Linked DNA regions of Homo sapiens: region 2 is linked to region 1. The links are chromatin loops, found by intact Hi-C in ENCODE. Cell type or tissue: mammary epithelial cell. All regions are shown on one strand. Links, peaks and the distances in the headings refer to the core of each region. The heading gives the core; the rest is flanking DNA. Region 1 overlaps BZW2 (basic leucine zipper and W2 domains 2). Region 2 has its middle 8.9 kb from the start of AGR3.

Region 1 (17,075 bases), core at 4,898-12,897:
AAGGTCTAGAGAAACTGATGCTCAGATATTCATTTTGATTGCACTTTTTAAGATACTCATTGTCTCAGTTTTAGAAAACAATTTTAAGTCTGCTGCATTAGAAGGAGTCTTGTTTTAATTTTAAGGCATTAAGGGTTGGATAGGCATGCATACCATGGTTTGGTTATAGAATAAAATAAAAGTCGGCTGTTTACTTGTAGGAGGATAATGATAGTCAAATTACAATGCAACACAAAACAGTTATTTTTCCTTAAAAATAAATTAAAAGAGCTTTTGTGAGAACATCTGTTTCTTCTGAGAACTTAAAGTTTTCCTCCTACATATATGAAGTCCTAGCTTCATTCATGCCTATAGTGAAAGAAAGGAGTCATAGTTTTCTTGTAGCTAAGGAAAGAATAGTAAATTGAGAGTCAATTGGTCTTATTCAGAGACTCTTCCTAGTTTTTAGCTTAAAATCACTCAGATTTATGACAATTCAGACTCTGTAATTGTTAGATGTTATTAGTATTATGACATTTTAAAGTATTTCCCTGAAGAAAATTCACAATACAACACACATCTTATTTTTGCTATTAGCCATTTTGCACACAGAAAGTCAACATAGAATATAAATGTTAATCATTAATTATTTTAAATTATCCTAGCCAACATAACAGAAAATAATTGCCTTTCTAGTTTTTTTAAAAACCTAAGTGATGTCTGTAACTTCCTTTGTAATATATCCAAAAATTACGTTATTAGGTGGATAGATATCTGATAAAGCAAATACGGCAAAATATTAGTTATAGAAACTAGATGGTGGGCATGTGAATGTTCATTGTTCAATTTGTTCAACTTTTCTGTATGTCTGGAAATTATTGTAGTAAAATGTTTGGGGGGTGGTGAGGAGAAAAATAACTTTGCTATGGAAGTAACATAGTACCTCTGTTATATGGCTTTTCCTTAAACTCTGCCATCTTTTACAAACTAGAGGTTTAAACCCTTGCTTCCTAATTGGAAAAGGATTAAGAAAATGCTGGGTATGGTAACTCATGCCTGTAATCCTAACACTTTGGGAAGCTGAGGTAAAAAAATTGCTTGAGGCCAGGAGTTTGAGACCAGTCTGGGAAACAAAGCAAGACTCTCTTCTCTACAAAAAAAAATTTAAAAACTAGCCAGGTGTGTTGGCACACCTGTACAATCCCAGCTGCTCAGGAGACTAAGGCAAGAGGATTGCTTGAGCCCAGGAGTTTGGGGCTACAGTGAGCTATAATCACATCATCTTACTACAGCCTGGGCAACAGAGAAAGACTATCTAAAATAAAAAAAAAGAAATAAAGAAAATGGTTAAGAAATTAATCATTTTCCCCAGCTCATCCAATAAATGACCAAGGGAGATGGGATTATCCTACTCAGAGGAGTAACTATAAAGAAAGTTAAATCTCAGTTTTAGGCTCCTAGTTTCAAGCGTAGTTTTTCTTTACGATACAGATTACAGCCTAGTGTTAATTTATATTAAATTTTATATTGGTTTTATGAGCTAATGATAATGCTAAAAATTCATCTTAAGTTGTTTAACATGAACTTTCAGTTAAGGTGTAATGCATGTTTTGTTGTTATAGCCGTTTTTGTTTTTTTTTTAACTTAGTTTCTTTGCTTATTCAAGGGAAGAAAATCAGGTTTAGTTGGTGTCTATATGAATGATAGACCAATTAAATGCTTTTACTTTCCAGTTGCTGGAAGACCTGGGTCAAATTGGTATATAAGGACATGGATTTCTTATGTAACAATAAATAGAAAATTAGGACAGACCTCAGGCTGAACAGCAGTATCATTCAGGACTTAAGTATTTTTCTCCTGTTATCATTCATAGCATTAACTTCATCCCAAGGATGGTGCCCCCTCTAGTTGTTATAAGATGCCTGCTGACACAGTTATGGCATATTCTTCCTGGTTCAGGTTCAGTGGAAGAACACTTCTCCTGAACAGAGGATAATTTATCTTTCCTTCAGCTGATTGGCTGACACAGGCTGCATGACTAGTGCAGGTCCAGTAGCAATTGCCAGGGGCGTGCCTTGGGCAGATGAGCTTAAGCGAGGTCACTAAATTAATCATCAGAAAGGGGTGGTACCAGGACTTAGACTAATCAGTAGTCACCTGGACTGGATAAAAGGGGACCTCTTTTAGGAAGGAGGTAAAGAGAATAGAGGCTGCTTAGGCCACATTATCATTAGCTCATAACAATAGTAGAACCTTCAGTTTAGAAAAATCAGTTAAATGTTTCAGTTACATCTTAACTCTTCATTAAATAACCGCAACATAAATTTAGAAATTTGAAGTGTTCATAGAACTGTCTTCTTGTTATCTGATTATTTCTATTTGGAAATAAGTGGTAATGTAAATGTGGACATGTGATTAAATGGTTTCCTGATTTAACATAACTAGCTTAATAATGATTTTTTTTTAAATCCAGAAGAGTTTAACTTGAAACAGCCTTGGTATTTTTATAGCTTAACTCAAGAATATTTTAAAATGCTTTTTATGGCTGCGTGCAATGGCTCATGCCTGCAATCCCAGCAATTTGGGAGGCCAAGGCAGGTGGATCACCTGAGGTCAAGCGTTCAGGACTAGCCTGCCCAACATGGCGAAACCCTGTCTCTACTAAAAATACAAAAATTAGCTGGGTGTGGTGGTGCATGCCTGTAATCCCAGCTACTTGGGAGGCTGAGGCAGGAGAATCACTTGAACCCAGGAGGTGAAGATTGCAGTGAGCCGAGATCGTGCTACTTCACTCCAGCCTGGGCGACAGAGTGAGACTCCATCCCCCCAAAAATAAAAATAAAAATAAATAAATAAAATGCTTTTTATAAAAAGCAAAACTAAGGTAAATGATATGTGTTCATCTATTCGTAGCAATACTTATTGTATCTATCACTATCAGTGTTCTTGTACTGGCATCCTTTATTAGCAAATTACTTGATAAAGGTGACATTACAGTTTTGTGTCTCCTAATTTACTTTCTTGTGCCTCAAGATCACTGTTATAAAGATGAAATACATATGAACCAGAGGGTGAAATAAAGGCAATAACACCAAAGATACTGGGTGTGAAATATGTTTTTGACCAAGGTAAAATAAAATAAACTTGCAGTTAGACCAGGTTGGATTCAAGGAGTCCAAATTTGAAAAATATTTTAATTTATTTTCCTTTTCCTGAAAATGTTCTAGTTTGAGTAATGAGAAGAGGAGAATTTGCCTAGAGGTCTATTGACTTTTCATTTGTACCAAAATTAGTCTTTTAGTTATTTACACATTTCAGGAAACCTGGTTGCTTTGCACACCATCACAATTGGTTTTGCTCGTAAAAGGAATGAAATTCTCTTTTGTTTTTCAACAGGCATTGCGGCCTCATTTGCTGTCAAGCTTTTCAAAGCATGGATGGCAGAAAAAGATGCCAACTCTGTTACCTCGTCTTTGAGAAAAGCCAACTTAGACAAGAGGCTGCTTGTAAGTGTTTTCTGGTTAAAGAGTTGTATGTATGATGCCTTTCTTGGAGCTTAAGCAATGCCTGCAATGTAGTATATGAGTAAGATCCCTGGATCTGTGTTGACTTGGAGCACTGTTCCTTTTATTTCTGTGTAATTGGTAGTAGAAGCTAATTTCATTTTAATCTTTATTTTGTGAACAAATGGCACAATAAAATTAAAGAATTGTGAAGAATATAGACTTCCAAATTTGTAAGTTTGTTGACATAGTATTAACATTTCATCAGAATTAAGACTTTGTTTTATAGCCATAACTTTTTTACTTTTTTTTTTTTTGAGACAGAGTCTGGCTCTGTCACCCAGGCTGGAGTGCAATGGCACAATCTCGCTCACTGCAACCTCTGCCTCCGGAGTTCAAACAATTCTCCTGCCTCAGCCTCCCGAGTAGGTGGGATTACAGGTGCTCTCCACCACACCCAGCTAATTTTTGGATTTTTTTTAATAGAGACGGGGTTTCACCATGTTGGCCAGGTTAGTCTTGAACTCCTGACCTCAAGTAATCCGCCCACCTCAGCCTCCCAAAGTGCTGGGATTATAGGCGTGAGCCACCACACTCAGCCTATAATCATAACTTTCTAGACATTTTAAGGTTTTAATATGATAAAAATTTCATCAATCTCACTTAATCAAATACTTGTGATGTCTGTCTTGAGTAGCAGTCAGACTGTGCTAATCTCAAATGTGTGTTAAATAGTTTGCTAACAAAATAAAAGTTTAAACAAGATTTCCCTGGAAATACTTAAGCTGTTGCAGAAATTAAACAAGTTAATTGTGTCACAATTGCTTGATTATATTTTTATTTCTCCATCTTTGTGTTTTTCTAAGAAAATCCAGAAAAATATTTTGTTCTTGTAATTTCTATCTGCTCCCTACAATTTCTTTCTTCTTGATGCAGCAGCTGTGAAATGCCAAGATTTCTCCAGGTGGAATTGCTTTTACAGTTCTAGGATGAAGTGTAAAAATAAGACACAGCGCTGCCATCTCTTCACCTGGCCTGTTCTCTGTTGTTCTCTTCCAATGTGTTTCAGTGTGCAAGGGTCCAGTCCCATGAGATAATTCTAAGACTATCTCTTTTCCTCAAGAACACATGAAAGTAATTTTAAATGTAAATACTTGCAATTTAAATCACTTAAGAATACTTTGTTTCTTGAAGTTTACCTTAAATAGATTTGTGTGTTTAAAGTTTTTAGATTATGGTAAAAAAGGTACAGAAGTCTAGATTCTAGTTCATAATAATTTTCATTCCTCATGTTTCCTGAATGTCTACCCTGTGCTGGGCATGGTACCACAAGCTGCAGAGCCAGTAGAGAACAGGATAGAAAAGTTGCCTGCCCTCGTGAAACCTACTTTCTAGTGGACTTAGGGCAAATCCCTGTAAACAGAAGCAAAAGTCACAGAAGATAAGTGAATAGGTTGCTGAGGAAGGTGGAGGTTCATATGAAGGGAACATATTTCTTGTCCATGAGGCTGTGGGTTGTCTATAGATTAGCTCTATCTTGGCTAAGCCTGGCTTAGTTCCACATGCCTTTTCATTCGGGCACAGGCTGAGGGAGCAGCTCCCATCTGGGCCATTCTGTCTTCATGGCAAAGTACCAGAACACAGAGACTGAACTGAACGTCTCAAGTACCTTAAAAACTCACCTATGGACGCTGCCATGCCTGGCAATAGATTGGGAAAATCCAATCCACTAATAGGCTGCTTCTCCACCTCTGCAGATAGACATAGCAAGGAGGGGGTTCTCTTAATACTCTTTTGAAGAAGAGAAGGTGTATGATTGGGAACAAAGATACAATCTATCCGGTTATTTCTTAAAGCAGTAATTTTCTTAAAGATATTCACAACTATAGCCTGGTTAGCTTAATTAGATGGCTTCATTTATAAAATTCATTTTCTTTTTGGAAACACATGTCATTTAGCTGTTTTTACTAGGTTCTGTGTGTGTGTGTGTGTGTGTGTGTACATATGTGTGTGTTTGTGTATATATATGGAACATAGGTGGTGGTTTCTGCGAGAAACATATAAACTGGGTGAGAACAGCGTAGTTGCCTATGCACTATGCCTGCCTGATATTTGTTGAATCAACAAAAGAATGAGGAACTAGTGAGTCAGTTCCACTCTTTAGGAGGAAATTTTGTTTTATGAACATATACAACAAAATTCTCTTTAACTGTGAACTACTACATTTTAGGAAAAGTTGTGTATTACTAGACTTTAGCTATCACCCACTATTACAATACAGAAGAAAGAGCAATTTATAGCAACTCAGAGAGGTGAGGGGATGGGAGAAGCCAACCCTTATTACTGACAAAGAGAATAGTGATTAAGAAATCAAAGATATTGATCTCTTCCATTATTTATTCAATAAGTATGTATCGATTATATTATATGCCAGAAACTTCCAAGAGATGGGGAGATTGAAAGGAACCAAACCAACAGACCCTTTCCTTCATGAAGCTTATATTCTATTTCAGGAGAGTGGGCCATAAACTAAAAACCGTAAAATATGTATTATAATAAAGGTAAAAATTAAGTAGGGGCCAGGTGTGGTAGCTCACACCTGTAATCCCAGCACCTCAGGAGGCTGAGGCAGGTGGATATCTTGAGATCAGGAGTTCAAGACCAGCGTGACCAACATGGTGAAACCTTGTCTATACTAAAAATACAAAAAATTAGCCGGGCGTGATGGTGCACACCTGTAATCTCAGTTACTCGGGAGGCTGAGGCAGGAGAATTGCTTGAACCCGGGAGGTGGAGGCTGCAGTGAGCTAAGATCACGCCACTTCACTCCGGCCTGGGTGACAGAGCAAGACTCCGTCTCAAAACAAAACAAAACAAAATTAAGTAGGAAAGAGTTAAAGAGCTTCCAAATGTGGGCTGTAACTTTCAGTGGTGGAAAGCCCTCTGTGATAAGATGACATTGGTGTAAAGACTTGAGGGAGGTGTGGAGTGAACTGTTTAAATATCTCCACATAGAGCATTCCAGGCAAAGGGAATGGGAAATGGGAAGGCCTTGGGGCATGGGATATTGGGGACCGCAAGGGGAGAGCAGGTGAGAGCAAAAGTGTAGATAAGCTCAGAGAAGTAGCAAGGCCCATATCATCTAGGGCTTTGGCTTGTATTCCAAATAAGATAGAAAACTTTTGGAAATTCTCTGCAGAATGGTGTGTAATGTGATTTTGACTCTCAACAGGATCACTCTTGCTGTCACTTTGGGAATAGACTCAGGAGCAAGAGCAAAAGCAGAGAGACCTTAATCTAGGGATGAGATGATACAGATTTGTACCACGGTATGGTTTCTCTAAAAAAATACAAACCATGTTCCAAGTCAAAAAATGACATGGTATGATTTAGACGGGCTTCCCCTCAACTTAATCTGAATAATGATTTTCAATGTATTATATACTATTCATAAGAATTTGGAATGTAGTTCATAAGTGAACTACGAGTGATATGTTTAATGGCATATTGCTCTGAACATAACTTTAAATCAAACTTTGCAGTCACACTCTTCCTAAATAGAATATTGAATGCTAGCACAGAGTAATGGAATAAGTATTGACTTGGGGGCACACAGCTCTGTTCTTAAATATTTTTGGTGGCATAAATTGGGTCAAGCTGCTTAACCTTGTTGAAACTTGGTTTACCGTCTAGAAAAATGTCTGCTTTACACAGTTATTATGAGGAAAGTGCCAGTACATTTTGATTCATAGAAGAAACTCAATAAAAATACATTAGTTCCCTTCCCTGCAGATTTGGAAGATGTGGAGCAGTAGAGGAAATATCAGTGACGCAGTTTCAGTGTGGTATAAAATGTTTGCTTTATTATGAATGCGTGTTTGATAGCTGCTCCCACCAGCTCTCTTCTGACATTTTTGAAACATATGACTCAACAGGGGAAATTAATAGGATGATAGAACATTGAAATTTGAATCCTGACATAGGAGCCCTCCAGCTGTGTTCCTATAGGTGGTGGCAAACCCATTGCAGATCTACTGAGGCTCTTTCTGGAACCACATAGCCATTGGCCATATATATGCAAGTCTAACCAATACAAAAGCTTGGATATATTTTTTAGACCCTGCAGCAGTCTGAAAAATGTGAGAACTTTGAAAATCATCTTAATTTCATAGATGGGAGTTGAACTCACCCAGGATTAGATCATGACTAAGTGTTACTGAGATTCTGCCAAACTGTGTAGGGTAAAATGGAAATGAGGTGAAAATATGAGAGCAGCTATGGTATATTGCTCTTTTTGAAAATTTCCATCAGAATTATGTAATAAACTAGAGTTGGTAGGGTAGGTGTCTTAGACCTTTTCTATTACTTATAACAGAATACCTGAAACTGGGTTATTTATACAGAAAAGGAACTTATTTCTTAACAGTTATGGAGGCTAAGTCCCATGTCAAGGGGCTGCATCTGGTGAGGGCCTTCTTGCTGGTGGGGACTCTGCAGTGTCCCAGGAAGGCTCAGAGTATCACATGGCGAGGGGGCTGAGTGTGCTAGCTCAGGTCTCCCCTCCTCTTTTTTAAAGCCACCAGGTCCCCTCCCAACATAACCCACTAATCCATGAATGGATTAATCCATTCATGAGGGCAGAGCCCTTATAATCCAGTAACTCTTTAAAAGCCTCATCTCTCAGTATTGCCACAGTAGGGTCCAAGTTTATCTCAATTGCTTACCCTTTTTTTCTTTTTCTTTGTGAAACTGCCTGATTTCAGAAGATGTTTAGCTCAGTAAATATACCAGAGATTTGTTGTTTTGTAAAACAGTCTTTATTCTTTTCTTCCAAATGTGAGATATTCTAAGTGAAATGAAGACTTTTGTCCTTTATGCTTGCTGAAATTTGAATGGCTTGTTTTATAGCAGTCTTTTTTCCCTTTTTCAGGAACTCTTTCCAGTTAACAGACAGAGTGTGGATCATTTTGCTAAATACTTCACTGACGCAGGTCTTAAGGAGCTTTCCGACTTCCTCCGAGTCCAGCAGTCCCTGGGCACCAGGAAGGAACTGCAGAAGGAGCTCCAGGAGCGTCTTTCTCAGGAATGCCCGATCAAGGAGGTGGGAGACCACGGGCAGACATCACCTCAATACACATGAATGAGAGGAATTACATGGGCTGTGTAGCAAAGGCTTTCCTTAACAAGTCTGTCCTATGCTTATTGCTGTAAACTTTGTCCACTTATTCCTACCATTTAAATTAACTCAGCTTCAAAGTATTGATTTAGAATCCTCCATTTTTGTTAACACTCTAGGATGGTCCAGAAATTAATAGTGATTTCCACACAACTGACTTATTTTACCAGGCTGCTATGATTTTCAAAATATTTCATCTGTCAAAGAGATTTGACCATCCACTATCAGTATAGCCCATTATATGGTAGTTTTAAAATTTTGTTGCAGGTTATCTAACCTGATTAAGCATTTGTCTAGTGTTTGGAATTAACACTGGATTTTTTGTTCATCACTCTGTATGAATATGTAACAGGCTTTTTATTTGAAAAAAGTTTGAATTCCTGTCATGGGAAAAGACTAGTTGGATCAGTGACTTGTTTAATCCCACTCACACTTGGAAGAGCTGTGTTTCCCTATAATGTAAAAGCTATATTTTTTATAATACGCATATACATAGTTTATATATACATGCTATAGTTCACAAAGCAATGACTATATCTTTTTTTTATTTTTAGTGTATCTGGAGAGAGCTTTCTATTTGAAGTTTTAAAATCTTTCATGCAACAATTTAAAAATTAATATAAAGCGTCCTTTCTTTTTTTCCACGTGCTCTAAAATGCCTGACCCACACCTCCTTCCATGCTCCAAGCCCTGCTTGGCAGCTCACATGGTTGAAGCCTGGAGAATGTAGGACTGATACTATCCAGCAGGTGGAGGTGTTGGAATGACAAATATTCTTAAGTCTCATGGTATTAAGGATAGCAGTATATTTAATCATATTTCTCCAAGCAAGAATTTGTACATTATTTTCCATGGGGAAAAGAAGCAAACATAAAAAGCCTTGTGATGCTTGTAGATGCCAGGATGTCACACTTTTATGTGGCTTCCTCCAGCCAGCACAGGGACTGGGACTGCCCGGCTCCTTCTGCTTTTGAAGGCTGCTCAAGTCACTGCTGGCATTTCTACACTCCAGGCCAGAAGTCAAGAAAGCAATGTGTTTCCAGCAAAAAAGAAAAGGGAGGGAAAAAAAAGGTGTTACTACTACTCACAAAGTAGTATGCTGGAGATATACGATGACTTTCAATCACTTCTGAGGCCCAAACCTCTATTTATTATTTTATTTTAAAAGGAAAAAGCCTTTCAAATAAATTTTAGGCAAGCCTATATTCCATACTCTCAGGGTTGAGTATAAATTTGCATATTTATACATAATTCAAAGGAGAAAATAAGTTGCTGAATACTGCTGAATTGATGTATATGAAATTTAAAAATTGCCTTTGCACTTACAATTTATTTACAAATTAACTTTTCACTGAGATGGGGCATAAGGATCATCAAAAGTAATCATTGAAGAATAAATTGTGGAGAATGGACCTGTACAAACCCAAGATGGTATCCATCAAGAGGTTTTAAAGTTTAGGGATGGGATAAAAGTTCACAACGCTGTTGCCTTCTTTAAATCTCCAAAAAGTCAAACTGGCTCAAGTATCCCTACTCTACTAGACTCAAAGGGGTTTCTCTATGAGGAAACAAAAATCCTCTCTTACTCCACATTATCCAGCAGCTCCTGGCCAGAGCTAAGCCTATTAATTTTGGGACTAAAAATAAATTTGCTTTGAGAACAAATCATTATAGTTTTTCTCCCTCTTCCAGTCTGAGAATGCAGACAAGGAAAGGAGAAGCTAAGCAGATTGTTTCTTAGCTGCCCCAAAACCTTGATTGACTGGGCAGCTAGCGGGGAGATGGGAGCCCTCCATCTGCCTGTTACTTTCTGACCCCATTTCCATGTAATGTAGGTGGTGCTTTATGTCAAAGAAGAAATGAAGAGGAATGATCTTCCAGAAACAGCAGTGATTGGTCTTCTGTGGACATGTATAATGAACGCTGTTGAGTGGAACAAGAAGGAAGAACTTGTTGCAGAGCAGGCTCTGAAGCACCTGAAGGTAACAGCCCTTAGCAAGGAACTGACCCAGCCAAGGGCAAACTGCAGCTTTTTTTGTTTGTTTGTTTGTTTGTTTGAGAGTGCAGTGGCACGATCTGCGCTCACTGCAACTTTGAACTCCTGGGCTCAAGCCACCCTCCCTCCTCAGCCTCCCAGGTAGCTAGGACTACAGGCGCGTGCCACCACGTCTGGCTAATTTCTTCATTTTTTGGTAGAGATGTAGTCTCGCTGTGTTGCCCAGGCTGGTCTTGAACTCCTGCATTCAAGCTATCCTCCTGCCTTGGCCTCCCAAAGTGTTGGATTGCAGGCATGAGCCACCACGCCGGGCCCAAATTTGTCTTAATTGAGAGTATGACAAATGGGTTCCAACTACAATTACCCTAGACTCAGACTAAACATATACTTCCTAATTTTTTTCCAAGTTTGCACCCAGCGTTCATGAGAACATAGCAGTGAGTAAACTGTCCATGTTACTTTGATCAGGGAAGGCCCTTTGGAAGAGATAAGTATTGAATTGAGTAAGTCTCAGAAAAACAATGGCTATGCCTCAGTGTCAGAAAGTCAAGGATATTTCTAAATGAATGCTTTTTATCCCAGCAGCTCATCAAGATTCCTTCCCTGTACCCACTAAGAGACCAAATATGAGAATCTGCCTATATTAAAGATAATTGCTGGCCTGCTATGTCTAAGGGATATTTCGAAAATGAGGTCATATCCTCATAGAATATCCATTGTATTATTGGACTGTGGCTCTGCCATTGAAAAAATGTGAATCTTCTTCCCAGTTCCCTCACAGGTCGACTATACTGCTTTGTTCCTACTGTTCTGTTCCCCTCACCCCATTGGGCACAATATGATGATAAAAGGTGTCAATCCTGAAAGTCAGTCTTTTCTAAGCAACCCTCCAGGTTACTGTTATAGTTCCAGCAGTGTCGGCTCTGTACCTCCCACGCAAGTGACGGCTTTTACTCTCCACTTCTGTTCTAGCAATATGCTCCCCTGCTGGCCGTGTTCAGCTCCCAAGGCCAGTCAGAGCTGATCCTCCTCCAGAAGGTTCAGGAATACTGCTACGACAACATCCATTTCATGAAAGCCTTTCAGAAGATTGTGGTTCTCTTTTATAAAGGTATCCATCCACGTGCCACTGCTGTGCTTCTGTGTTTTGCTGAAGCTCTTTGAGAGGCAGAGCAGGCAATGAGGCAGAGGAGGTCATGGGGCTCTGTTTAGAGAGGGACAGCAAGATGCTAATTTGTGAAAGTTTTATTGAGGCAACCATACCATGTAGAGAGAGGAGGCATACACGCCATATATGCGTTGCCTTGGAAACCCTGCTTAGGCCCCTGGGCACTTCTCATTGGTAGATGAACTGGTAATTGTTTCTTGGGGTTGGTGGAAAAAAAATGTAATTATATAAAATTGAGCCTGTTTTTGAATTGTAAGGATTAGCTCTAATAACAATGATTATCAAAATAGTATATATATTATGTTCAGACTCTTTTAGGTACCATAAATCTGACTTTAAAATTACTGAAGTAATTAGCCTTTTTACTTTGTATTTTAGTTACTTGGCCCAGCCATTCTCCTGTTTTCCAAGGGAATGGCTATTTTTAGGTTTTCACATTTACTGTCTTTTCATTGTATTTATAAGGATTAGGTTGCTATGACAACTGGCACTAAAATATGAATGCTAAAGGTTTTAACCGATCCCAATCTGTATACCTACAGCATACAGAAATGTCCTAGGCTATTTTTTGGGCCTACATTTATGTAGTTTTGTGAGGGAGAAAAAGGAACACTTAAGAAGTGGTACATTTTGAACATTATAACATGTTTATTTTATGTTATTATGTTCATAAATATCATATCAGAAAAGTTAAAATAATACCAGCCAAATGTTTATTTTCCCTTTCATGTGTTCCTAAATTTGTCTCTTTTGAATTATATCTTGGGAATTTGGAAAATAAAGGTTTTAGATAAATAATAGCTCTTTTAAAAATGCTTAATAGCATTTCACAATGAATTTTTATTGGCCACGTAGATTCCTCAAATGAATGAATCTTGTCCACAAGTGTTTGGGTGATATTTTACTTTTTCAGGGCACAGAGGTATTCAGCAACAATTATAATAGTCAGGAGGAAAATATGATGGCCACCCATTGCCACTTGAAGTTCAGTAATTGGTATTTTCTCCAACCAGACCTGAGTTGGGTCTTCTTGGATTTAGTCATAAGATAGCAGTGTCCTAAAACTAGGCCCCACCCAATGATACCCAAAGTGATCCACCCATCAGAACCAAACCTGCAAGCCATGTTACCAATTCATAGATGGTACCCAGCAGCCAAGAACGAGAAGTGGGGCCCAACCTTCTGTGGCCACAGCTGGCTCCATTTGTAAAACTGGCAGAGAGACCTATGGGACAGGTTTCACATTTGTTTTGAGGGTGGTCAATTTTTTCCACTACGGAAAACCAAACTGTTCGTAAACTAGTTAGTTACCTGAACATAGTTTGCTTTCTTGTCATATAAAAGATAACCCAACCAGTGTTTCTCACCAATTTTTTTTTTTAACTGAGACATCGTTGTCGGAGTCTCATCTTCAGGAGCACCCTATCGTATTATTGTAATGAAATCACAAAGAATCAGCAAACCCATTGTTACGGGAAATGACATCTAGGTGGCACATGAACTATTAAAATCCTTCAGATTTCTCATTTTAACCACTAATGCCAACCTCCTTTTCCTTTAGACTTAGACTTCTTATAACAACTACTGACAGGTAGTAAAACTGGCTACTTTGAGTTTTTTCTTCTTCATCAGCCCCAGATGCTAAGGGTCAGTATGACCTGAAATTAGAAAATAACTCAAGAAGTAAGCACTAGGAAGTAAAAAGAAGAGGCATGAGCTCTTAGGCTCATTGATTAACTAGGTAATCAGCGTTTAAATAACCTAAAGTTAGTGAGGTCTGTGGCAAGTATGACCTGGCCCCAGGGAACACAGGAAGGGTGAGTGTCAACATCAATTTTATTTCTGCCTTAGTTATTTTTGGAAATGAAATTGGGAAACTTTTTTAAAAATGTAAACCTAAAACACATCACTGAACTAACATTTTCAATACCATTTTCTAGGTAATTTTGTAATTTTCCACAGAATGATATATATAGTCTGTTTTCTTAAGTGAAATGATTCCATGTTTTCTCTGGAGAACATGCAATCCCTGAGGAATGATTGTTCCATACCACCGTTAAGAGCGTTACTGTGTTAACTATGTTTACCATCTTGTCTCTTTTTTGCCAGATTTTTACTTTCACCTTATTTTGTCCACCAAACACTTGTGCACCAGGAGACATGTATTTGATTTGTTTCTGTAAAGATTTGGATGCTCTCATTCCGTGTTTTATATGCCTAGAGGGAGACTTAGTAAACAGTGAGTGTTAAAGCACTCCTTTCCTAATATGCCTAAGAATTACCCAGAGAGCTTGTTATAAAACACAGCTCCCCCAGAGATTCTGATTCAGTAGGGCCAGGGTTGGGCCTGAGAATTTTCATTTTAACAAGTTTCCAAGCTGATGCTCTGACTGTTGTACCAGGACCACTGGTGTAAAGTGTATAGCATTCAAGAAGCAACAGATGCTATGAACTCCAGTGACATGTTCAAGATTATACTTACCTTTGATTTCATGTACATACCCACATTTTACACATATGGAGTAGTGTCTTCTCTGCTTCTTTTACCAAGTTTCTGTGGATTCCTTTTGTTTGTCATAAGGAACGTAGTGCTCTAAAACAAGTTTTTAAAATGTAATGGAAACCGTTGCTCCATTTTAATTTTCATTTTTATCTCTCTCTGACACACAGAGCACACACAAACATATACATGGACACACACACACCTCCCCTTTCCCAACATGTCCAGAACTTGATGATAGCAGAAACTTGGGCATATGATTAGCCATGTCCCCCTTGGCAAATCTAATTACTTAATTGAATATCATTATTGAAAGATTTATAAATCTTTTACATAAATAACAGTGGAATAAAAGCAAATAAACTAAATAATGCTAGTCAGCAAAGAAAAAAGTGGTGATGGGTCATTTTGCAAAGACTCTCTGTATTAAAATCTAGATTTGCATATTTTTAAGGTAGTAAGAAACAGTAAATCCATTGCTAACTTTCAAGCATCACATTATTGACTTTTAAAAATAATTTTCTCTTCTTTTTTCCCTGAAGATAAGTCCCATAGACTCAGCATGGTCTAAAATGTGTAAAACTACCTTGTCAAGTACTGTTATTATCTCTATCATGGGTTTTCTTGTTTGCAGAAATTTTTTAGGTTAAATTCTATCCTGCATGCAAATTTTTCTAAAAGGAGTTTTTTATTCTAGTTCTAAAAAAGGGTGAGTGCCCTTCTCAGCATATATTCCCAGCATTCTTAGGGTAAATTATTTTTGACTTGTGTCCCTATGTGACATTCCTAATAAAAAAATTTCTGAATTTCAAGAGTTTCAAGTGACATAGTTTCAGACTAAGTTTCTAAATAACTAACATGATCTAAAATTTAGCAGTTCTCAAGCCACTTTTACAGTATTGTCTCTTCGATCCTCATGAATACATTAGAACTCTACAAATTGAGAAATATTTATTTTTTCTCATCAAGTTAACAAATTTATTCCTTAAACGTGTGTTGAATCGATACTATAGGGCAGGTCTTTCATTAAATGCTGGAAATGAGATGAACAAAATATAGTCCCTGACTTCCTGAATTTCAGGATGTAGAAGAAAACAAAGAATTACACTCACCATGTCAATTGCTGAAATAAGCCTCACACAGAGGGTGTCAGAAGGGATAGGACCACAGAGGGAGGGCACCTAACTTGTTAAAGGTAATTTGGAGGGGGAGAAGTGAAGGCTCTCAAGGTACATGTATCTCACCAGACATTATGAAGAAGTTGGCCAGATAGAAGGGGAAAACATATATTCCAGTCTCTATGTGCCATCATACAATGTCTTCCTTTCTTACTGTCTTTTACTGTTATTCTATATTCCTAATAGGCATTTATGAAATATCCCACCAAAAATGGTTTCTCAGTTTTAATTAACTCTTTTCCCTACTTTATCCTTAGTGAGGGAAAAAATTGTCTGAATTCTTTGTCCCTCAAGGAGTTCCTTCCTTTTCAGACCTTTCCTTTCACTAAATAGAAGTTTAATTTCTTCTTAAACTCTTCGATGTTCATACTTTGCCTCATATGGTGCTCTGTGTAGATACTTCAGTAGCTTTTAATTAATAATTCTCTGGTACTAGAAGTTTGATCTTTCAGCAAGTAGTTGTTACTACCCTGGGTTCTTCTAAGAACTCCACATTGCGCCGTTAATATGTAGACTTATTTTAAATTCTCCTTCCTATTCTTAACATTAAATATTCTCAATTAATGGTAACTTAAGAATATCAAGGCACAAGATTTGCAATAAACAATGCATTTGATAGGTTTTACCTATCATTTAGTGTGCTTTTCACAAGCACTGACATTGACAAGCATTTTAGTAGTTGCATGGTCTCCTTCAGCCTCTGTGAGGCAATAAAACACAGGAATGTGCTCTCAACCTTCAAAAGGAAAGCTCAGACAAATAGTATCACTAAACTGCAGTCTACATCAGCTTTCCAACCTGTACTTTGTATCATCCTCAATTCATTAAGGTGTGGAGAAAAAAAACAATTCTCCTTTCCATGTTTGTCACAGTTTAAAATTATATTGTTTGTGCAGAACATTAATAATGATAGTTTAATAGTGCATGAATATAATTTATAAACTCAAAAATATACATATGTTGGGTGTATATGCTCAAAATTATCCTACAGGCAGGAAGACATGATCCAAACAGTTTGATAATTACTGATCTAATCATAAGCATCTTAAAGATAATTTACAAGTTATATAAAAGGGTCTTTTAAAATCCCTGTTAATGTTCTTTAAAAGTCTCTGCAAGGCAGTCTTACACAATAACAGGTCACTTCCTCGGGACACAACTGCCTGCTCCTCAGCTCTATGACAATTAGGCTCTGATGGCTGGTAGAAATTTCTTTTATCTCAGTGGAGAGCTGGAAACAAAGAGCTAAAATAACTAGAAGCTAAGAATAAGTCTACAGGACCCCTGATTGTAGCTCTTACATCCAGGCTCTATAAGTAAATCCAGACTTCTTGCTTCCTTTGCAAAATGTAATGTTTTTAGTGATGATAATAAACATGTTTTTTTAAAAAACCTTTTATTTTCATAAACAAATCATGTTCATTTTAGTCAGCTCAGCCTCTTCAATTTAATTCAAGAACATTTTCCAAGAGCCAATAATTCTTTAAAAATAAAAAAAGCCAATGTTTTTGTTATGAAACTACCAGTGATGTTTTAAATGAAAACAATATTAAATTGTTTCTGTCATTTTCATAA
Region 2 (17,075 bases), core at 6,176-14,175, 200 kb after region 1:
TGTGTGCATGCCATTGTTCAAATAGAAATTCCTAAGGGTTACTCTGTTTACAGGAATATAATTAACAGCTAAAGAGATTGGGTCCTTTTTTTTTTGAGAGAGAAGGAAATAAAAATTCTGTTTTAAAGTTGAACATTTTCATAATTTGATTATTCTTTACAATTTTTCTATAAAACCTTTACTGCACAAAAAATTAGAAAAACAGGCCATTAGATAAGTTTAAATTTATCTAATAGTTAGATACTGTTGAATTAATTGAGAGTAATTATTTAATTACTGTTAAAATAACGTAAGGCAGTGTGTCATCAAATTTGGCATACCTGTTTTTTGTACAGCCCAGGAAACAGGAACGGTTTTGACATTTTTAAACGGTTGGGGAAAAAAACCCAAAAGAATCATATTTTGTGACATGTGAAAGTTATATGAAATTCAATTTCAGTGTCCTTAAGTAGAGAGAGATGTGGCGGATGGCATGCAGCCATGTGCATTTGCTTACTAGTGTCTATGGCTACTTTTGCACTGCAACAGCAAAGTCCGGTACAGTCCAGGACAGTGGATACCAAAATCTGTGCACACTCAAAGTCCCATATCTGGCCCTGCGTAACCCACAGATATGAAAAGTTGGTCCTCCGCATATGCAGGTTTGGCATCCCGTGAACACAGTATTTTTGATCCACTTTTGGTTGTGGATACAGAACTTGCCCATATGAAGGAATATATTAAAAAAAAATCCTTCTCTAAGTGAACCCACACAATTCAAATCTATGTTGTTTAAGGGTCAACTGTGCTTGTGACAGGGACTGTATGATCTGCAAAACCTAAAATATTTACTATCTTTAGTAAATGTTTACAGAAAATGTTTGTTGAACCTTAATCCAGGGTATTGTTTATAAATTCCTTCCTTCCTTCTTTCCTTCCTTTCTTCCTTTGCTTCCTTTCTTCCTCTCTCCCTCCCTCCCTTCCTCTCTTCCTCCCTTCCTCTCTTCCTCCCTTCCTCTCTTCCTCCCTTCCTCTCTTCCTCCATCCCTCCATCCCTCCATCCCTCCCTTCTCCCACCCTTTTTTTGTTTCTTTTTTTTGTGGGGAAGGGTCTAATTGCTCTGAATACATTAACAAATATACTGTGCAAGAATGGGAGTGATGATTGTCTTGCTCCTGATGTTAAAGCGGGTGTGCTTCCAGTATTTTAACTTTAGATGTAGTGCTGGATTTGGCTGAGTTGACCATGTTAAGAAGGTAACCATTATTCTTAAACTACATCTCTTAAAAGCAGGACTGTTGGATTTTGTTCTATAAAGATGGGCATATGGATTTTCTCATTTGTTATAGAAAATTTTACTGTTTTCCTAATTAAACTTTCCATTGTCCTGAAAGAAACTTCATGTAGCTAGGTTGTATATTCTTTAACTGTACTGCTGATTTGTGTACTTGTCTAACTGTGCTTTCTTCCTTACATAGGATTCTCAAAGGGACCCTTCCCTGGAACATGCTATTCAAATGGAATCCTTCTTGCTGAAGGTTATGAAACTTGACATATAATTTTAATTTTAAATCCAGCCAGCCTTTGCAAAGCAAAGAAATGGCTGGGCAATAATCCTTATATTTCTCTGTTAGTGAAAAGTCTGGGAAAGCTTTCAACTTCTTGTTGACTGAGAGTGGTTACGGAAAAATCTCCAAATATTCTGCATCCCTGTTAAACTTCTCACATAATATTCATTTAAATAAATTATAAGATAAGAGTGAGAAAGAGGAAGTCGAGTACCTGTGGGGTAGTGAAACTAGACCCTATAATGTCTGAGCTGATCAGTGTCTTTTGGTCTCTCCCACTAGGGTGATAATGCAATGTGTCCTCTAACCCAGGACAATTTTGAAAGTAAAAGGAGGTAATAAAGTCATTGGAATTATAGCATCTTAAAATAATATTTTGAAATATATATTTGTCATCCAAAATTTGTTTTATTGTGTAATAGATCACAAATGGTTCTATGAAAGATTATTCTTAGAAGTAAAATTATTTAAAGTATATTCATGTACATGATGGCAAATTATACAAATTATTCTTTGTATATAATTATGTTAATCATTTTCTTAACTGTACCTATCTGATACCAGGTGGCTGGTATTTTTCTGGCATTAACTGTCTTTATTTTTTCAATGTGACCTCATATTTATTTTTTCATAAAATTGCCTGCAATAATCTTCAAAATCAATCTTACGGTTAATGGATTTGGAATTGTCAACAGCTTCAATTGACTCTTCCTGTAGGTCATATTACATCCTATTTTTAATTAAGAAAATAATTTTTCTATAGCCGATGGGTTACCCAGTAATTTGAGAAAGTTCAGTTCACTGGAGGACAGTTTTAATTCTAATTTTAATCTTACTGAAATATTATCTCAAATATTGTCTTTTAGCCTCTGCTTAGAGTACCTTCTTCAACAGAAAATTTTACAAGATAAAACAAGTAACATAAGTCATCTTGCCTTATAATTATTTTAAATGTTTCATTAAATTTCCAAGCTACAAAATTGTAGGGCCTCTCTGTTTCATTCTATTCAGGAACAGAATATAAGTGTGTCTAATTATATACTCTTTTAATAATAAATCAAGCTGTTTTGCTCTTGGAGTTGATTCTTTTGAGGGCATTGTTCTATATTTTTACAAGTTTAATTGGTCACATAAATCATTGGTTAAATATAGGATTAGGATTACCTATTCACTTTGTGTGTGTGTGTGTGTGTGTGTGTGTGTGTATGTGTCCATCTGTTTGTCTGTATTTCAGTTTATCAGTCTCTTACTAAGAAAATATATATACATTTTAAAAGGCTGACAGTGGAAAGTAGGTATTCCTCTTGCCCAGTCTATGGGTCTTCTTGAGGCAATAACGGTTTATACATCTACCTATTTATGTTTGTATATTAACACAAATGGTGCCATTCAATGAATACTTCTGAACCTCTTTTTTATGTAATAATATTGAAGATTGTACCATATTAGGACAGGTATTTGTGAAACTATTCAGTAAATGAAAGAGAATAATGTCTTGCAGAGAGCATTTATGTATCACTGTTTTCTAAATCCTGTAGAGGCAAATAGTTATTTTTAAAAATATTGGGTTTGGAGAAAAAAGACTCTTTGGGTTAAAGGAATAGATACCTCCAGAATTCATTATTGAGCTGTGCAATTTTATACCAAACATTTAAATGCATAGTGTTTTTATAAGCCTCTCATAATCAATGTCTGTAACCTACAGGTTCTTGCTCTGTCAAAATTAGTTACACTTCCCATTGCAAAACAATAATGTTTTATTTCCATTAAGCATAAAGTCTCTGAACTTGCAGGGTATTACATCTAAACACTTGATAAACCTGTGGTATTTTTACAATATAAATATAAATGAGATTTATTCCTTGGTATTTGCCCTGTGAGCTAAGTAAGATTAAGTAGAATTGTGCATGTAGCTTTTGGATTAGAGATTCAAGTCCTTCAATCAGGCTCTTACCTGTAGCTTGTCGTGATAACTTTGTACTTTTTCCCATAAAAATGCTTTTATATCTTAAACAGGCATATCATTTTTTCCTGCCATGGTGGAGATCAGGGACTCAGCCTGGCCAGTTTCCTCAGCCCAGGTCAGGGAGGGCCTGTTTTGGAAGACATGAATAAAATTAAAATGGATTGTGCAGAGCTGGGAGGCAGCCATGGTAAATCTGAAGTGAGATCCCCAAATAGTTCTCAAGTAGATGAAGAATAGATACAGAAAATGGGAAGAAGAAAGCAGAGCCAGAGAGTAACAGAAGCAGGGAAAGGAGGGAGACAATAACGGGTGTGGGGAGGAAAGAGTGGTAGGGCTCTTGAGTGATGTGTGGGGCATTTGGCTCCGTTCAACAGGCTGGAGAATATGGATGTGGTCTTACCATGAGATTAGAGGATAAAGAACATTTTTAAGATGGCAAATAAGGTGTTATAATGTGATCCGAGTTTTAAAAGTTATGTTTTAACATGAAAAAATAAATATATTCATAAGTTGCAGACATAAAAGCACCAAGCCATAGAATAAAGTATGTTTCTAGGGAAATTATGAATCTTTCCATAGGGAATCATTTTATTTTGATAGCTTCAAAAATTCTAATAGAAGATTATCTCCTGAAAGAGAATATAGCACCTCTAGTTGATCTTCTTCTTAAGGGCTAAATATTGTATATACAAATCCACAATGAAAATTAGTTTTCAAAGATGTATTTCTAAAAGTCAACTAAATTGTATATTCTTGTAAGTACAAATTGACATTTTCTGTGCTTGATGATTAAACCATACACTGACAGTCCTCAGTCCTGCTAAAACTCTTCATTCATTTCCCTCTTGATTTTATTTATTTATTTATTTATTTATTTATTTATTTATTTATTTATTGAGACAGGGCCTCAGTCTATTTCTCAGCTTGGAGTGCAGTGGCATGATCACAGTTCACTGCAGCCTCTACCTTCTGGGCTCAAGCGATCCTCCCACCACAGCCTCCAGAATAGCTGGGACCACAAGCACGTGCCACCCATACCCAGCTAATTTTTGTGTTTTTTGTAGAGACAGGGTCTCACTAAGTTGCCCAGCCTCCCAAAGTGCTGAGATTACAGGTGTGAGCCACTACACCTGACCCCTCTTAGTTGATTAATACAGAATTTTAAGTTCATATTTTTACCATTGCTATATATTGTTTTTAAAGAATTACTGTACAAAATATTGTTGGTTGTTTACTTAAGACTATTTTTCTTTCATATAGCTCTCTTTTCTGAAACACTGATTTGGTTCAGCTTTTCCCTTTCTACCGTGCTGTTTTATATTTAAGGTGGGCCCCATAGCCAGACTCAGGGGCTAGATTGATTAGTGTATTCCAGTGGTTCTTAACCAGGGTACATTTGGCAATGTCTGGAGACATTTTTGATTGTTTCAATTGGGGAGGGTGCTATAGGTATCTAGTGGGTAGAGAGCAAGGAGGATTCTAAACAATGTACAGAATAGCTCCCTCCAACAAAGAATTATCCATCCCAAAATGTCATTAGTGATGAGGCTGAACCCCTGGTCTATTTTTACCCAATCATGGTGGTCATCTTTCTAAATCACTGTTGGTTTAGGCATAAACATGTGATATAATTCTTGCTGATGAAATAGGGGAAATATAAGGAAAGTTTCCTCTCGTTAATAAAAATCAATAAATGTAAAGAAAATGGCTCCCATTTCCACTGATATAGTCAGATCTGGATGCAATGTATTGAACTCTGACAGCCACCTTAGTTTCATGAGGATGCTTAGGAAGAACAACGTTGATGTACCTTAAAGAGACTGAGAGAAAGATGGAGAGAATCTGTGTCAGGCTGAAGGCTGGTTAAAATATTAGAATCACCATTTTAACCAGCCTCCAGCCTGAAACTGTCGTATCTTAGGGCTTTTTCTAAGAAAAAAATTTTCTTCGTATTGTTTAAGCCAGCTGAGTTTTTGTTACTTTTAGCTATCAGGCAGCATCTTAATTGATAACATTATTTAGCATTTGCTTATTTCATAATTAAATATTTAAACTTTTTTGACATTTAGTTTCATTTTTGATTGAAATTTCTTTTATGTCATATCTTTATCATTATTTATTTTACTTTACTAATAGGCTGGGTAAAATTTTTGTGTGTGTATAATTTTAGAAGAAGGGTACATTGGTGATATTAATTAATCTTTGTAAGTCTAAAATGCCTTTTTGTTCATCTCATGGGAATGAGAGCTTGCTTGAATGTTGGATTATTCATAGTTCAGTACATTTTAGATATAGCTGTTGAGGGTTCTGACTGTTTAGTGTACACCATCTTCTATTTGGTATGGAAGAAAGGTTTGAGGACCATCTGTCGTTATTGTGTGACCTATCTTTTTTTCTTGTCTAGAAGCTTGTAGAATTATTTGCTTGTTATTAAAATTAAAAATGTTAATCAAGGCCGGGCGTGGTGGGCTCACGCCTGTAATCCCAGCACTTTGGGAGGCTGAGGCGGGCGAGTCACCTGAGGTCAGGAGTTCGAGACTAGCCTGGCCAACATGGCAAAACCCAGTCTCTATTAAAAATACAAAAATTAGCTGGGCATGGTGTTGCACACCTGTAATCCCAGCTACTCAGGAGGCTGAGGCAGGAGAATCGTTAGAATCTGGGAGACGGAGGTTGCAGTGAGCCAAGATGGCACCGCTGCATTCCAACCTGGGCAACAGAGCAAGACTCTGTCCAAAAAAAAAAATGTTAACCAAGGCCATTTCCATCACAGTTATGGCGGCTAACACTAGTACCAGCTCCTTACAGCTGCTACTGCTAGAGCTTGTAGACAAATGTAAGAATCAAAAATTCTCATTGTGATGAAAACTGATAAGGAAATTGTTGATACTCTTCTAGGATTTGATAACTTTGTCAATATGGTACTGCAAGATATCACTGAGTTTGAAATCCCACCAGAAGAAAGAATACTAAATTAGATCAGATTTTGCTAAACGGAAATAATATAATAATGTTGGTTCATGGAGGAGGAGGACCTGAGGTATGAATGTGTTTCCTTGACTTATGCTGGATTCTGTTTTGTCTTGTAATGAAAAGAAAATAGATTTTTTTTTTTTTTGCCTTTTAGTGTTTAGATCCTGTAAAGCTAAGTTTCCTATTAAGGGAAATGTTTTGAAGATGTATACCCATTTTTGTAAGTTAATCATGATTATCTTGGAAAAGAAGAAAAGAGTTTCTTCGAAGACTAAAATAGAAGTGTTTTGGTTAAAAAATTCATCAAGGTATTATAAAATATAAATTGCTACTTCTTAATTTTGCCTAAGACTCAATAAATGTGTCTAATTATAAACACCCAAGGCTGTGTTCAGTTTCTAGAAGTGTTTCTTCTTATCATCTAGCTGGTTATTGATTTTCATTATGATCAACTCTTTATTTCTGTAAAACTTGTTTTCCAGATTTGAGATGTTCCTTGACTTACGGTGGAGTTACATCTTGATAAACACATTATAAGTTGAAGATATTGCAAGTTGAAAATGCATTTGATATACCTAAACTACTGAACATTGTAGCTTAGCCTAGCCTACCTTAAATGTGTTCAGAACGCTTACATTAGCCTTCAACTGGGTAAAATCGTTTGGCAACACACTGCACTGTAGAGTATTGATTTACCCTCCAGATCTCATGGCTGACTGGGAGCTGGGGCTCGCTGCCTCTGCCCAGCACAAGAGAGTCTGCTACTACATATTACTAGCCTGGAAAAAGATCAAAATTCAAAATTTAAAGTATGATTTCCACTAAATGCATATGGCTTTTGCACCATTATAAAGTTAAAATTATAAGTCAAACCGTAGTAAGACCATCTGTATTGGAAATCTGACATTATTATCTATGTGTCCTTTATAATTTGCATCTCTTTAGTCTGCCTCCACAGAGGCCTGAATTTCTCTTTTTTTTTTTTAACCGATTTGATCCTTGTAGTAGTCAGTTTATTCTTTATTGTTCCCATTACAGTAAAAAAGTTAGCAATCACACTTTTCAGTTTGAAACCTCTTTTCTAGCTTCAAATTGTTTTGTTTATGACTACAGATCTTGTTTTTATATCTGTATGATAAGATGCTTCTGTAAGGGGTTTAGCCAGCTATTAAACCTCCAGAGTGACCTCATTTCCTAAGCCAGCACCTTTGTCAGGTTTACACTGTGGTTGCCTTTGTAGCTCCCCACTGCATGAAGACTCCAGGTTTTATTGTACTTCCTGGAAATGCCAGCAGAATGAACAATTTCTCCCACAAATCATTGCATGACTTAGCTTTATTTTCAGGCCCCACTGCAAACCTTTTGGAGGCAGGTGCTGTCCCTTCCCTTAAGCCCTGCAGGCTGTCTTTTATACGTATTAGATTATGGGCATGTCAGTCCTCACATCTGTCTGTGCTGTCTTAGAGAGATTTCTTGAATTTTCAGTTTGACTAAGTACATCTATCTGTCATTTCCAAGTGGGTATAATTGTCTCCTTACTATATTCAAAATAGAAGAATGTGGGCTGAGTTTGGCATCTTGTATAGAATGCTACCATTTACTCCACTTTAAATTGAACCTAACATAGGTTGAGTGAGTTGTCCAAACTCACAGTAAGTAGCAGAGCCTGGTCTTAAACTTAGATCATTTGAACCCAAATTTTGTGTTCTTTCCACTATGGAAGTCAGTATGCATAGTAGTTAAGAGTGGGAGTCCTAGAGAAGGAGAGTAGACAGGTTCTGGCATCTGGAGGAGTGGGCCCATAGGGGATCATGACAAGGAATTGATTCTCTAGTCAAGCATGAACACGAAAAGAGAATTTTCTTTTCACACCTTACTTCACAGTGTGACCACTGATTTCAATCCCACCTTTTGTGATACTTCCTCTAACATTGTTGTCATTGCCTTAACAATTGTCATGACTTGTTAGTTATGCGAGGAGAAGTGATCATGGGGCCATTTGCCCTGAGCATCCAGCCTCCAGTGGTCCTTCTATTCTGGGGCTAGGATGTCTGGGTTCCAATCCTGCTCAGTAGCCACCATGACCACAGAGAAATTACTAATGCAAATAGAAATGTTGATAATATTTATCGCACAGAAGTGTTGTAATGATGAAATGTGAGAGAACATGAAAAGTGACAGAAAGCAGGCAGTACCTTCCCAAACATGTGGGCCTACCCTAGAGCAGGCTCTTTGGTAGTTAATGAAGATAAGACAGCAAATACAAAGGTCAAGTTGCTCCCTTTTTTGGAAGAGAAAATAAATGAGTATTTAAAAAATGATAGTTGATGAGTTCCCAATAAATATTAGCTTCTCTTATTTATTATATAACTATTATTCAAGTGAGCCCACTAAGCCCAGGAACTAGTGAGAAAACTCTCTTAGCAATAAGATGGACTGATGTATTAGGTATTTTCCCAAAACATGATTTTTTAGAGGGTAGACTTCTCTCAAGAGGAGAAGGAGCCAGTTTTGAAAATTCATGATTCAAGTACTAATTGCATTTCAATTTAAACAAGTTTAATTCAGTTTTGTTCATGTTTTACTTGGCCCAACAAATTATCCTAGTGAGCTGTCTGTCTGCCGAGGAGGTGGGTTTACAACCTGAAGAGTCAATTTGGAAACTGAACAGGAGCTGAGCTGAGCTACTCTCTGACTCTGACATTAGATGTCACTACAATCAAAGGAAAGCAGAGCGGGCAACCTAGCAGTGAAGTGAAACTTGAACATGGTAGAGGAAAGAGACATGTTTAGATTGTGGTGCAAAGTTCCTGGATAAGAACTTGTGATATGATTTGCCTATCCACCTTGCCATGGGGAAAAAGGAGAATTTTAATATATGTATGACAGCTGCATTCATTTTCCTAAGACATTGACTAGGAACAACTCCTAACCACTTTGCACATCTTGGTATTTCTTCCCCTAATAGATAATAGAACTGATAGAGGCCCCCAAGGATTTTCAGTGCAGAATATTCCTAATAGGTTCTAAACGAGAATTTTACTGGACCAGATCACTAAGTCTAGTTCTTCTAATGAGCTTAATGCTTAAAGCTTAAGTTGTCTTTCAAATATTCTTCAATTATAAACTTTATCAGGTGTTTCCAAAGTTTCTTTGCTTAAAGATGTGAAGAACCCCAGGTTACTGGTATTTGTGTGTTAAGAGTAGAATTACCAGGTACAGTCACATTTGTTTACTTAAGCAAAATATCTACAAACAGCTGGAGGGCAGGGGACCCAACTAATGTTTCCATTTATTGCTAGGCAACTGGGTGAACTGAAAAGTCCATCCTCCCAAGGGATATTATATTAAATATATCTTTTTATGTGTGTGAACTGGCACACACTATTGGAATAGATTCAGAATATCTAACAATTGATGCAGCATAGGTACCAATGAATTAAATCTAGCGATGGCTAGGGCTTCCAGGGGAAAATAAGGGTGCTCCATATGGGTGTAGGGAGGACCTGATGGGGAACAACTGCTGCAGTACCTATTTATCAACTCCTGAGGGAAGTACTTTGACATATTAATAACTGGGATGACTGTACCAGTATCTATTGGTTGAATATCAGCCTGTGTATATATAACTTGGCTTATCAAGAGCCCACAAGATCTCTGGTTTAGGTTCCAAGTACAAGTATCAAAGTTCATTCTCATTACCCTCTTGATAATGGTCTGGGCTGCTAATTTTTACATTGCTTTAGTGATGGGAAGGTCCCACATGGAGGGAAATTTTATGAAATATGCAGAGAGAAGCTTGGTCTTTACATGTCTACATCTTCTTTTTTCAAGCTGTGATGAAGGCCTTGATTCTGATGGGCATCAAGAGGCAGATACAGCTCAGAAGATTCAGAAAGGCAGACTCGTGTCTAACATAACTACATTACCTTGGTGATCCCAGGAATTAGTAGACTGATACTGGGGATAGGAGTGGGGTTCTCAGTATTGGTGACAAAGTTTGTTTTAAAGTGTCCTGATTTTTTTCCTTTGCTCTACATGAGAATTAATGCACCAGTTTGCAATATATGTAAACTGTTTCATGTAGATTTGTTGAAGAAGAAAGACTGGATTTCAAGGGCCTAAGAGCAGGCAGTTTTCATGTTCAAGGTGTTTTCACATCGTATGCAGTGCTTAGATTACTGAGCCCATAGTAGTTACCTAATTCTTATTTGATACTTGATTGATATTTTTGTTTTCTGTAGATTATTCTCATTGAGAAGAAACGGACCTATGACTGATTTCAGACCAGTGATTTTGGTAATGTTTTGAATTTACTGTAATTATTTAAGCTGTTCTTCTGAATACTTGTACCATTTTCTTGGTGATTCAGAACGAAACTTACAGCTAAATTATCTGGGTTATATTAATCTTTGCATGCATTAAAACTGCTGTTTTTATAATGGAAAGAAAGAGGACTACTACCTATGTATATCTCAATGTGTCTGTGCCACGCTGTTTTAATTATGCCAAGTGTTCACTGACAAAAGTGTGAATGGAGCATACAATTTAAAAATATGAACATGTTATTAATATTTGGCACTATAACTGTAACAATCACTGATTATCATCATGATTGGGGACCTTGTCTCACCAATACCAGAGACATATTGATGTCACGATGAACTGTATTTTTCTACTATTATGTGAAATTACTTTCTTTTAATTCCACTATTTCTCATTGTTTGGCCACTTTTACTTAGGGGTTTTCTCTCTATTTCATTGTTACATGTATTTTTTTTTGTTCAAATGTCTTAAAAATTCCAATTCTTAAGGTTGATTCCATTGTACATCTTTGAATTTCACAGTGTATAGTTAGATTGTAGTCTTGTCAAGATGAGAAATTACCATGATGCCATGATAGCTTCTAACAATGCTACTGTTTCAGAAGTCAGGATCCAAGGTCTCATAGACCAAATTAAGACCTCAAACTATGTGGCTTATTGAGTCAGAACACAGTGAGAAGCAAAGGACAAAGAGTAATGTAACTTGGATGGGATGCAAATGAGAAGGAGGGACTACAATACTTAAATCTAGAGCTGCATACTATCCATATATCCTGCCCCTTTCCACTTCATTAGTATTCCCTGTTAATGGTAGGCAAATGATGACTGAGTGCACATGGGAAAGGAGGCTCGGCAGAAAGAAGGTGCTCAAAGTCACCTTGGTATATCTGAGAGACCACAGGGCAAAATGACCAGTAGCTATTTTTATATAGCAATGACTTTTGTCTGTATGGGGCAGAAAACATGAGGAGCCAGAATGAGTGTCAACAACAGGTGACTGACTTAACTATGATGTTACTGAAGGTGGCATGATTTGAATCTAGAAAAATATACAAATATATATATATATACACACACACTTACACATATATACTTTTACATCTTTAATGATATTTAATTTGAATAAAATGCATTCATTTAAAATTACATTTCTAAGACTTTTGAAGAAAGTCTTATGTAACTTCTAGCACAATTAAGATACAGAATATTTTCATCAGTTTCCAAAATTTCCTTGTGCCACTTTGTAGTCAATGGCCCACCCTAAACCCTAGACAACCACTATTCTTTCTGTCTGTATAGATTAATTTTGTCTTTTCTAAATAAAATTATATAGAATGCGGTCTTTCGTGTTTAGCTTCTTATGCTAACCACATTTTTGAGATTCATCCATGTTATGTCTTGTATTGGTAGTTCATTCCTTGTTATTGCCGAGTGTTATTCCACTATATAAACAGATCTCAATTTCTTTAGCCACTCACCTATTTTTTTTCTGATTTTTTTCTTTTCTACTTTTTTAACTTTTATTTTAAGTGCAGGGTTATGTGTGGAGGTTTGTTACATAGGTAAACTTGTGTCATGGGGGTTTGTTGAACTGATTATTTCATCACCCAGGTATTAAGCCTAGTACGACTTAGTTATTTTTTCCTCTCCTCTCCCTTCTCCCATCCTCCACCCTCCAATAGGCCCCAGTTTATGCTGTTCCCCTCTGTGTGTCCATGTGTTCTCATCATTTAGTTCCCACTTAGAAGTGAGAACATGTAGTATTTGGTTTTCTGTTCCTGTGTTAGTTTGCTAAAGATAAAGGCCTCCAGCTCCATCTATGGCCCTGCAAAGGACATAGTCTCATTCTTTTTAGTGGCTGCATAGTATTTCATGGTATATATGTACCACATTTTCTTTATCCAGTCTATTATTGATGGGCATTTAGGTTGATTCCATGTCTTTGCTATTGTGAATAGTGCTGCAATGAACATACATGTGCATGTGTCTTTATAATAGAATGATTTATATTCCTTTGGGTATATAACCAGTAATGGTACTGCTGAATCAAATGGTATTTCTGTCTTTAGGTCTTGAGGAATTGCCACACTGTCTTCCACAATGGTTGAACTAATTTACACTCACACCAACAGTGTTTAACTATTCCTTTTTCTCCACAAACTCACCAGCATCTGTTACTTTTTGACTTTTTCAAAATAGCCATTCTGACTGGTATGAGATGGTATCTCACTGTGGTTTTGATTTGCATTTCTCTAATAATCAGTGTCACTGATTTTTTTTTCCAAAGGATTGTTGGCTGCATGTATGTCTTCTTTTGAAATGTGTCTGTTCATGTTCTTTGCTCACTTTTTAGTGTTTTTTTCTTTTCTTGTAAACTTGTTTAAGTTCCTTATAGATGCTAGATACTAGACCTTTGTCAGATGGATAAACTGCAAAAATTTTCTCCCATTCTGTAGGTTGCCTGTTCACTCTGATGATAGTTTCTTTTGCTATGCAGGAGCTCTTTAGTTTAATTATATCCCATTTGTCAATTTTGACTTTCCATGCAATTGTTTTTGGTGTTTTCATCATGAAATCTTTGCCCATGGTTGTCCTGAGTGGTACTGCCTAGATTTTCTTCTAGGGTTTTTATAGTTTTAAGTTTTATATCTAAGTCTTTAATCCATCTTGACTTAATTTTTATATATGGTATAAGGAAGGGGTCCAAATTCAATTTTTTGCATATGGCTAACCAGTTCTCTCGCACCGTTTATTAAATAGGGAATCCTTTCCCCATTGCTTGTTTTTGTCAGGTTTGTAGAAGATCAGATGGTTGTAGGTGTGTGGTCTCATTTCTGATTTCTCTATTCTGTTCCATTGGTCTATGTGTCTGTTCTTATACCAGTACCAGTGTTTTGGGTACTGTAGCCTTATAGTATAGTTTGAAGTTGTATAGCATGATGCCCCCAGCTTTGTTCTTCTTGCTTAGCATTGTCTTAGCTATTTGGGCTCTTTTTTGGTTCCATATGAATTTTAAAACCGTATTTTCTAATTCTGTGAAGAATGTCAGTGGCAATTTAATGGGAATAGCATTAAATCTATAAGTTACTTTGGGCAATATGGCCATTTTAATGCTATTGATTCTTCATTTCCATGAGCATGGAATGTTTTCCCATTTGTTTGTTTCCTCTGATTTCTTTGAGCAGTGGTTTGTAGTTCTTGAAGAGGTCCTTCACTTCCTTTGTTAGCTGTATTCCTAGGTATTTTATTCTTTTTGTAGCAATTGTGCATGGGAGTTCATTCATGATTTTGCTGTCTGCTTGCTTGTTGTTGATGTATAGAAATGCTAGTAATTTTTGCACATAGATTTTATATCCTGAGACTTCGCTTAAGTTACTTATCAGCTTAAGAAGCTTTTGGGGTTTTCTAGATATAGGGTCATGTCATCTGCAAACAAGGATAATTTGACTTCCTTAATTCCTATTTGAACACACTTTATCTTTTCTCTTCCCTGGCCAGAACTTTCAATACTATGTTGAATAGAAGTGATGAGAGGCCGGGCGCGGTGGCTCACGCCTGTAATCCCAGCACTTTGGGAGGCCGAGGCGGGCGGATCACGAGGTCAGGAGATCGAGACCATCCCGGCTAACACGGTGAAACCCCGTCTCTACTAAAAATACAAAAAATTAGCCGGGCGTAGTGGCGGGCGCCTGTAGTCCCAGCTACTCGGGAGGCTGAGGCAGGAGAATGGCGTGAACCCGGGAGGCGGAGCTTGCAGTGAGCCGAGATCCCGCCACTGCACCACTCCAGCCTGGGCGACAGAGCGAGACTCCGTCTCAAAAAAAAAAAAAAAAAAAAAAAAAAAAAAAAAAAAAAAAAAAGAAGTGATGAGAGAGGGCATCCTTGTCTTATGTCGATTTTCAAGGGGAATGCTTCCAGCTATTGCCCATTCAGTATGATATTGGCTATGAGCTTGTCAATAATGGATCTTATTATTTTGATGTGTGTTCCTTCAATACCTAGTTTATTGAGAGTTTTAAACATAAAGGGATGCTCAATTTTATTGATGGCCTTTTCTGCATCTATTGAAATAATCATGTGGTTTTTATCTTTAGCTCTATTTATGTGATGAATTACGTTTATTGATTTGTATATGTTGAACTAACCTTGCATCCCAGGGATGAGGTCAACTTGATCATGATGTTTAAGCTTTTTGATATGCTGTGGATTCAGTTTACCAGTATGCTATTGACAATTTTTGCATCAATGTTCATCAAGGTTATTGAGCTGAAGTTTTCTTTTTTTGTTGTACCTCTGCCAGGTTTTGGCATCGGGATGATGCTGGCCTCATAGAATAAGTTAGGGGGGAAGTCCCTCCTTTTTGATTTTTTGGAATAGTTTCAGTAGAAATGGTACCAGCTCTTCTTTGTACCTCTGGTAGAATTCCACTGTGAGTCTGTCTGGTCCTGGGCTTTTTTTTTGGTTAGTAGGCTATTTACTACTGCCTCAATTTCAGAACATGTTATTGGTCTCTCAGGGATTCAATTTCTTCCTGGTTCAGTCTTTAGAGGGTGTGACTGTCCAAGAATTTATCCATTTCTTCTAGATTTTCTAGTTTATGTGCATAGAAGTGTTTATAGTATTCTCTGATGATTGTTTGTATTTCTGTGGGGTCAGTGGTGATATTCCCCTTATTTCTGATTGTGCTTATTTGATTCTTTTCTCTTTTCTCATTTATTAGTCTGGCTAGTGGTATATTTTATTATTAATATTTTTTTCAAAAAACCAGCTCCTGGATTCACTGATTTTTTGAAGGGTTTTTTGTGTTTCTATCTCCTTCAGTTTGGCTTTGATCTTGGTTACTTCTTGTTTTCTGCTAGCTTTAGGGTTTGTTTGGTCTTGATTCTCTAGTTCTTTCAGTTGAAATGTTAGGTTGTCAACTTGACATCTTTCTAGCTTTTTAATGTGGACATTTAGTGCTATACATTTTCCTCTTAACACTGATTTAGCTGCTTTTCAGGGATTCTGGTACATCGTCTCTTTGTTCTCATTAGTTTCAAAGAACTTCTTGATGTCTGCCTTAATTGTATTATTTAGCCAAGAATCATTCAGGAGTAGGTTGTTCAACTTCCATGTAGATGTGTGATTTTGAGTGGATTTCTTAATCTTGAGTTCTAATTTGATTATGCTATGGTCTGAGAGACTATCTGTTATTATTTCAGTTCTTTTGCATTTGCTGAGGCATGTTTTACTTTGGCTTATGTGATCGATTTTAGAGTAAATGCCATGCAGTGATGAGAAGAATGCATATTCTGTTGTTTTTGGGTGGAGGGTTCTGTAGATATCTATCAGATTCACTTGATCCAGAGCTGAATTTAGGTACTTTGTTAATTTTGTCTTGGTGATCTGTCTAATATTGTCAGTGGGGTGTTAAAGTCTCCCGCTATTACTATGTGGAAGTCTAGGTCTCTTTGTAGGTCTCTAAGAACTTGCTTTATGAATCTGGGTGCTCCTCTATTGGGTTCATGTATATTTAGGATAGTTCCCTCTTGTTGAATTGAACACTTTACCATTATGTAATGCACTTCTTTGTCTTTTTTTTTTTTTTTTTACCTTTGTTGGTTTAAAGTCTGTTTTTTCAGAAACCAGGACTGCAACCCCTGCTTATTTCTGTTTTCCATTTGTTTTGTAAATTTTTCTCCATTCCTTTATTTTGAGCCTGTGTGTGTCTTTGCAGATGAGATGGGTCTCTTGAAGACAGCATACTGATGAGTCTTAGAGCTTTATCCAGCTTGCTATTCTGTGTCTTTTAATTGCGGGCATTTAGCCCATTTATATTTAAGATTAGTATTGTTATGTATGACTTTGATCCTGCCATTATGATGCTAGCTGATTATTATGCAGACTTGTTTGTGTGGCTGCTTCATAGTGTCACTGGTCTCTATATTTCAGTGTGTTTTTGTAGTGGCTGGTAACAGTCTTTCCTTTCCATATTTAGTGCTTCCTTCAGGAGCTCTTGAAAGACAGGCCTGATGGTAATGATTTCCCTCAGCATTTGCTTGTCTGAAAAGGATCTTATTTATCTTTTGCTTATGAAGCTTAGTTTGGCTGGATTAAAATTCTGGGTTGGAAACTATTTTCTTTAAGAATGTTGAATATTGGCTCCCTAATTCCTCTGGCTTATAGGGTTTCCATTGAGAGGTCCACTGTTAGTCTGATGGGTTTCCCTTTGTAGGTGACCTGGCCTCTGTCTCTGACTGCCCTTAATGTTTTTTCATCTATTTC

The links. Peaks named below come from ENCODE experiments on the same cell type or tissue, not always from the same donor. Only the 100,000 strongest peaks of a DNase experiment are listed, where the experiment ranks them.
Region 2: it touches region 1 in a loop (10-fold over the local background); 3 of 110 quality-filtered maps call a loop at or near these places.

Annotation. Positions count from the first base shown.
Region 1 is chr7:16,686,422-16,703,496 of GRCh38, forward strand. BZW2 (basic leucine zipper and W2 domains 2) reads left to right here. Exons shown (of 12, transcript NM_014038.3): 7 at 3,376-3,485; 8 at 8,413-8,583; 9 at 10,494-10,640; 10 at 11,627-11,765. Among named protein-coding and RNA genes, the nearest start is that of BZW2, 49 kb to the left of the region's middle. In mammary epithelial cell, for the core only: a CTCF peak has its summit at 9,401 (motif pointing right); no DNase peak of the experiment used is centred there.
Region 2 is chr7:16,882,333-16,899,407 of GRCh38, forward strand. It overlaps the pseudogene LOC100131425. Among named protein-coding and RNA genes, the nearest start is that of AGR3, 8.9 kb to the left of the region's middle. RefSeq lists a silencer at 9,033-9,327. In mammary epithelial cell, for the core only: CTCF peaks have their summits at 9,195 and 9,999; a DNase peak (open chromatin) is centred at 9,209.